Linked DNA regions of Mus musculus: region 2 is linked to region 1. A link is a loop called in an ENCODE intact Hi-C map of the cell type or tissue named here. Cell type or tissue: left cerebral cortex. All regions are shown on one strand. Each heading gives the region's core, and the rest is flanking DNA. Links, peaks and the distances in the headings are about the cores only.

Region 1 (2,913 bases), core at 141-2,640:
AGAAGTTAAGCCTTCTCAACTCATGGATTAAACTTTATCTGTACATTAAGAAAAAAGCCAGCCGGGGGGTGGTGGTGCACGCCTTTAATCCCAGCACTTGGGAGGCAGAGGCAGGCGGATTTCTGAGTCCGAGGCCAGCCTGGTCTACAGAGTGAGTTCCAGGACAGCCAAAGCTACAGAGAAACCCTGTCTCGAAAAAAAACCAAAAAAATAAAAATAAATTAAAAATAAAAACACACACACATACAAAAGAAAGAAACCATAGAGGGTAATCTACTGGGGTCATGTAATATATTTCTAAAGAATAAAGGGGTCTACTTTGCTCCCACCCCATGTCAGCACTTACCATCCACTTCATCCAAGATGAATTCATCAGAGGTGATGTCCAACTCTCCAAGTTGTAGGGGTTCTTGGAGTCCAGAACCCCCCCCCTGAAGAGGGACAGGTTAATGAATGTGGGATACAGAAAGAGATGTTGGAAACAAAACATAATCGGGTATCCTTAATCCTCCAAGTGAGGTGGGGGGTGCTTTGGGGGGTGGGGGGTGCCGGAGTAAGTGGGTCAAAGATTCTGATGCGTTCAAATCTACAATCTTGGGCTACTGAGAATATCAGGCAATTCATGGAGTTGCTGGAGTTGTTCAAATGAGAAAAAACTAGGACTAGTCAAACTTGCCTTTGAATTTAGGACCTCAGTTTCCAGCTATTCCAGGTGATCCCTGAGGGAATTCCAGAGGCTAAAATCGCCAGCTTACATAGTGTTTACCCCTGTGTCTGGTACACCATTTAACATGCTCATTCGGCTAATCCTAACGACCACCTATAAGGTATGTCCTAACAGCGTTTGCACTGTAAAGGTGTGGGAAGTTTTGGCACCGAAAACACAGCATAGCTTTCAAGCGGTGGGGCTGGAGGTGGGACCCCGGGCAAATTGGTTCCAGAGGCCACGTTCTTAACCTTTTACGCTAAACACTAAAATTTTTTTCTACTAAAAATCGTGAACAGGAAGCTGACACTGTCCCTGGGGCTTGGGTTTCAGCCACTTTGGTCCCTACGAAGGCTAGGTCACCATCACCCGTGGCAAGACGGCTCCGAACCTCTTGTCTAAATGGAGCCTACGCCTGAGGAGAGGGACAACCTGACGATACTCCGGAGGACCTACAGCCCCGTGCTCTCACCAGCGGGCCCTCCTCCTCCTCTACATCTGAGGCCCCAGCCCGCAACACCAGCTCCCGGGCAGCGGCCGCCATGGTCGCTGCGGCTGCCATTCCCCCGCAGCTTCACTTCCGACTTCCGGCAGCTGTCAGTCTCAGAAAGTCCGTTTCCCGAAGCAAAGCTACAAGTCCTGGAATGTCTTCTATGGAGCAAAAAAGGGTCCCAGATATTTGAGCTAAGGCGATCGGCTCCAGCCTCTCCGGTTAGGCTTTGATCATTTCGGTCAAGTGCAAACAGGAAGGTGAACGTCTCGAACACAACTCTGTTCCGGAACCTTCGCTCCGCGCCCACACAAGAACGGTACGACGACAGAGAAGGCCGAACCGGAAGTTATAGCTCCGGTCCCTTCCAAAACTGTCTCAATACAACTCCTCCCTTAGGGGGAGACGGGGAGAGAAGCAATTTCCGGAAGTGGACCTCCGGGGATAGCCCCGCCTCTTCCGCCAGGAATCTATATAAGACTTATACGTCACTTCCGCTCTCTCTTCCACAGGAGGCCTACACGCCGCCGTCTGTGCCGCCGCCATGGTAAGAGCGGAATCCGCGCCGGGATCCTGCGACATCGGAGCCGGGGCAGGGAGAGATTTCCGTCAGGACTCAGAGAGTGCCCCATGCTGCGGGCCCACAGCCCTCTGTGGAGCGATGGAGTGTGACCCGAGAGGGGACGACCTAAGACGTGAAATCCCGGGGATCGGGGCCCCGAGGAATGCTCGCTCCTCTTACACAGCAAAGCTGCCAGGAGCTTGGCTGTGTGTGGGCTCCTCCCGCTTCCCCTGTCCAGGGAATTGGGGGCCGCGGCCGACGTCCACCCTCTTGTCAGAGGTTGCGATTTCCCGCGCCTGAGCGCGTTAGGGGTGAGCCCCGGTGACTGAGGAGTTGTGTAAGAACTTAGCAGACAATCCAACCCTGCCTCGGCCACCTTCCCGGTTTGGGGGTAACCTGTCTTGATAACTGCCCGTGTTCTTTCAGTCTCTAGTGATCCCTGAGAAGTTCCAGCACATTTTGCGAGTACTCAACACCAACATCGATGGGCGGCGGAAAATAGCCTTCGCCATCACTGCCATTAAGGTAAAAGTGTTAGGGGCAAAAGAGAAGCAGCTAAACTCACCCAACCCGTTTCAATAAAAGCCTGATGATGACCCAGGGTTAAACCAAAACATTGCTCCAGGGGTAGTGGGGTGTGAGTGTAGTCATGTCCCACCTTGCAGAGGTTTCCCGAGATCTTCAGCTTCCGAGAGCAGTCTCTGCTGTCAGCAAACCTTGAGTAGAATTCCTGTAAACTAACATCCTAAGAGGTGTCCAGGCTTAGCGGTGATGGTTGGGGGTGGTCTGCAGAAGCTATTGGCAGATGCCACAGTGGAAGGTGACACAGAAGCTGGCAGTTTTCCCCATTATGGCAAAAAGGGAGGTCGTAGGAGGAAGCTGGGATGTTTCTCTGCAGAGCTAAAAGTCTTGTAGACAGGGACAGGACTTGAAGTTGGTGATTTGAGGAGTTGCTGGTCAGGTGTGTTCAGCCATGAGACCTGTCAGTGGTGGGACCTTGTGGGATGCTAGGGTATAGATGGAACTGGGTGGCTGCTGAGAGGTTTGAAGGAGGCCTGGGGAGCCGAGGTAATGTCAGGTGGACATAAAAGTTGGAGTAAATTTTTTTAACCTTGTGAAGTCTCACTTTTAAGTCCTTGCCATGTTGACTTTTTT
Region 2 (2,913 bases), core at 234-2,733, 1.4 Mb before region 1:
TACCTTTTCTCTTTCCCCCTGCCTTTCTACAATAAAGCTCTAAAATCATAGACTGTCTCTGAAGGGAACCACCCAGTGCCCCTATTTCCCCCTGCCCTCTCTTCCCTTATCTCTGGGGCCTGGTGCCACCCCGGGGCCCCTATTCTGTTCTCAGCTCCTCCGCCATAATGCAGCTTGGGATGCCAGAGACTAAGAACCTGGTACCGGGGGCTACCCCTTGTCCACCCCCCAACATGTGGGGTCAGCAGCTTCCCAAAGCCAGCTGCATCTGAGAAGGACTTCCCACTCTAACCCATGGGCGTGATATCAAGGAAAAGGGGGTGAAAAAAAAAAGCTAGCAATCCCTAATCAGAGAAATCCCATGACAGTGACATGGCTCAGCCTGCCAAGGGTGGATGAGAGGAGCTAGACTTCTTTAATAAGTAATTGGACCTTTGATAGAGCTCCACCCCCTTGGCTTGTAGGAACAACAGAGAAGCATCTGGCAGGACACAGGAAAAACAGAAATCTAGGAGTCAGAGCTAAGTAGCCCTCTTGGTATTGGAGGAGCTCAAGAGAAAGGTAGACTAGCTCAGAATGACACAGATAAAAAGAGATTTCTAAAGAGCTGACATTTTAGTTGTAGATTTAGGCTTATAAATATGTGTATCATAAATAGTTAGAAAATAAACTCTCCTTTCTGAGCTGGCAAGTTTTACCTAAGCAAATACCTACCTTGTCATTTTTTTTGTAAAAATTGTTTATTTATGTATATAAGTACACTGTAGCTGCCTTTAGGCACACCAGTAGAGGGTAGAAAACCATTACAGATGGTTGTGAGCCACCCTGTGGTTGCTGGGAATTGAACTCAGGACCTCTAGAAGAGCAGTCCATGCTCTTAAGGGCTCAGCCATCTCTCCAGCCCTTGCCTCCTGTGTCTTTAGTACTATAAATATTAGAGGATTTAAATGGTTACAGGCCTATGAACAGGACTTTCCCCTCCTGCAATACAGAGCTATGCACAATGCAGAGCAACAACAGGCCTATGAGCAGACTTTAAGATAGACTATGCTGAATACTGCACCCTGCATGCCCAAGTCAGGGATGAAAGTCCCAGGTCCACCAAGCTGGGGGTGAGATTAAGAGACTTCAGGGAGTTAACTCTAGAACACTTAGGTACTTAGATAAGATAGTCCAGGTTCAGGAATCTGTACCCATTGACAGGAGAGAGAAGCAACATTGCTATGTTCTTATCTCAGCTGTGGATGTGCTCCTGAAAGATGAACAGTCAGACCACACCAGACACCTGAGAACCCAGGAACAGACACTGGAAAGAAAGAAGCAGAAATCACAACAGGAGCATGGCTACAGGGAGTGCCACCTCACCTTCATGGCTGCATCATTAGAAGCTAAACCAAATGGGTGGGAAGAAATGTATTGTGACTTGCTTGTGCACTGGGCATGTTAAAGTTTCCCCAGCTGAGTCTCCAGCCCTGAGGGCTCATAATCCTGGGGACAGGTCAAGGCTCAGGTCTTCCCTGTGTCCTTGTGACCACAGACTCTCAGCATGTGCCTCATAGTGAGGGAGAGAGCAGAAGCCAAAGGTGACACAATCAACGAGTCACCCCACAAAATATCATATACTCCTACAGCCTCATCCTGTCCCAACAGATACACACAGCATAGTGACACAGATTCTGGAAGGTTCTCCATCTGCCATTTAGTTCTTCAAAAGACAAACAAACAAACAAAAAAACTCCAAGTATTCTCAATCCATCAACGTAACAAGCAATAAACCCTCAGGTCAGGATGTTAAGAATCAAGGTCCCATTCAGATTCTTATTCTCAGTGTGGAAGTGAGGAGCTGCAGCTCAGGGTAGCTTGGAGCTGACAGGATGCAGATGTCCCCAGTGTTTGGCTGGACCAGCAAGGTTGGCTGTGGAAGGGAAGACAGGGAAGGGCAGGGACAGGGTCCTGGTGTGCAGGGACAGACTGGGCTCCACAATTCTTCACACTGAGACCATAGGATCACAGGGAACTGCCACAGACCTCCTGAGTTGTGTATGGAGGTTCCTAGAATGAGGGTCCTCAAAGCTAGGTGGGTAAGGATCCGGCAGTTGCAAACAGAAACAAACACAGAGGCAGTATGAATCTGATTGTATTTTGCAGCTCTCAAGCAGGGGTTTTTAAACATTAAAAGAGCAAATATTACAACACTTTGAAGATGTGTCCAGTGAAGCAATCACAAATACCATCATTACCATTATGCACAGTAAAGCACAAAAACCAAGAAAACATTACAACTCTGTAAAGATGGGTTCAGTGAATCACAAACAGAACAGGTGACATCATGAGGAGTAGAAATGATTGAAGTATAACAACTCTAAAAGAATCTAAGCAGTGCGGCAGTCATCCAAGGCAACTGGCATATGTTCAAGATATGTTAATAAATCTTTATGGTCAATTATTATTTAACATCTAATGCCTGATTTTTTTCAGTGCTTAAATTTAAACTAGGTTAATTCTTTTTATTTAAGATTTTCTTTACCATATGCCAAAGCCCACCTCCAATAACACACATGTAGCCACATGAAATTTTATTGTTGGAAAAGTTTTTATCTGTCATAATACTATTATATAATTTTGTAAATAATTTCAAAAGTAAAGAGTTGGTTTCCCCAGATAAGGTCATGTTAGTGACCCCATCTCTAGGGATGGTTTCTAACCCATTACTTTCACTTAAAATCTTAGCCTAGGCTACCAGGAACATGTAAATAAGAAAAGGAATAAGCGAAAACAAAATAAATCAATTGCCATGAGAACTATGACTCAATATAATACTCTGGCCAAGAGTTCCACAACTGGTTCCAGGAGGCCTCCTTCTTTTGAAGTATACCTCAGTCTGTGCAACTTGTCACATGGCTGCTACTGGGG

What was found. Peaks named below come from ENCODE experiments on the same cell type or tissue, not always from the same donor. Only the 100,000 strongest peaks of a DNase experiment are listed, where the experiment ranks them.
Region 2: a loop joins it to region 1, with 14 times the contacts of the local background. A loop is called at or near these places in 4 of 42 quality-filtered maps.

What each region holds. Positions count from the first base shown.
Region 1 is chr17:33,954,448-33,957,360 of GRCm38, reverse strand. Rps18 (ribosomal protein S18) reads left to right here and starts at 1,696. Exons shown (of 5, transcript NM_011296.3): 1 at 1,696-1,743; 2 at 2,185-2,283. The coding sequence starts at 1,741. It overlaps Vps52 (VPS52 GARP complex subunit), which reads right to left and starts at 1,561. Exons shown (of 20, transcript NM_172620.4): 1 at 1,179-1,561; 2 at 347-431. The coding sequence starts at 1,268. In left cerebral cortex, for the core only: a CTCF peak has its summit at 1,605; a DNase peak (open chromatin) is centred at 1,604; H3K4me3 peaks cover 2,141 bases; H3K27ac peaks cover 1,760 bases.
Region 2 is chr17:35,345,971-35,348,883 of GRCm38, reverse strand. It overlaps H2-Q2 (histocompatibility 2, Q region locus 2), which reads right to left. Exons shown (of 8, transcript NM_010392.3): 8 at 2,120-2,913. Among named protein-coding and RNA genes, the nearest start is that of H2-Q2, 5.1 kb to the right of the region's middle. In left cerebral cortex, for the core only: no CTCF peak of the experiment used is centred there; no DNase peak of the experiment used is centred there.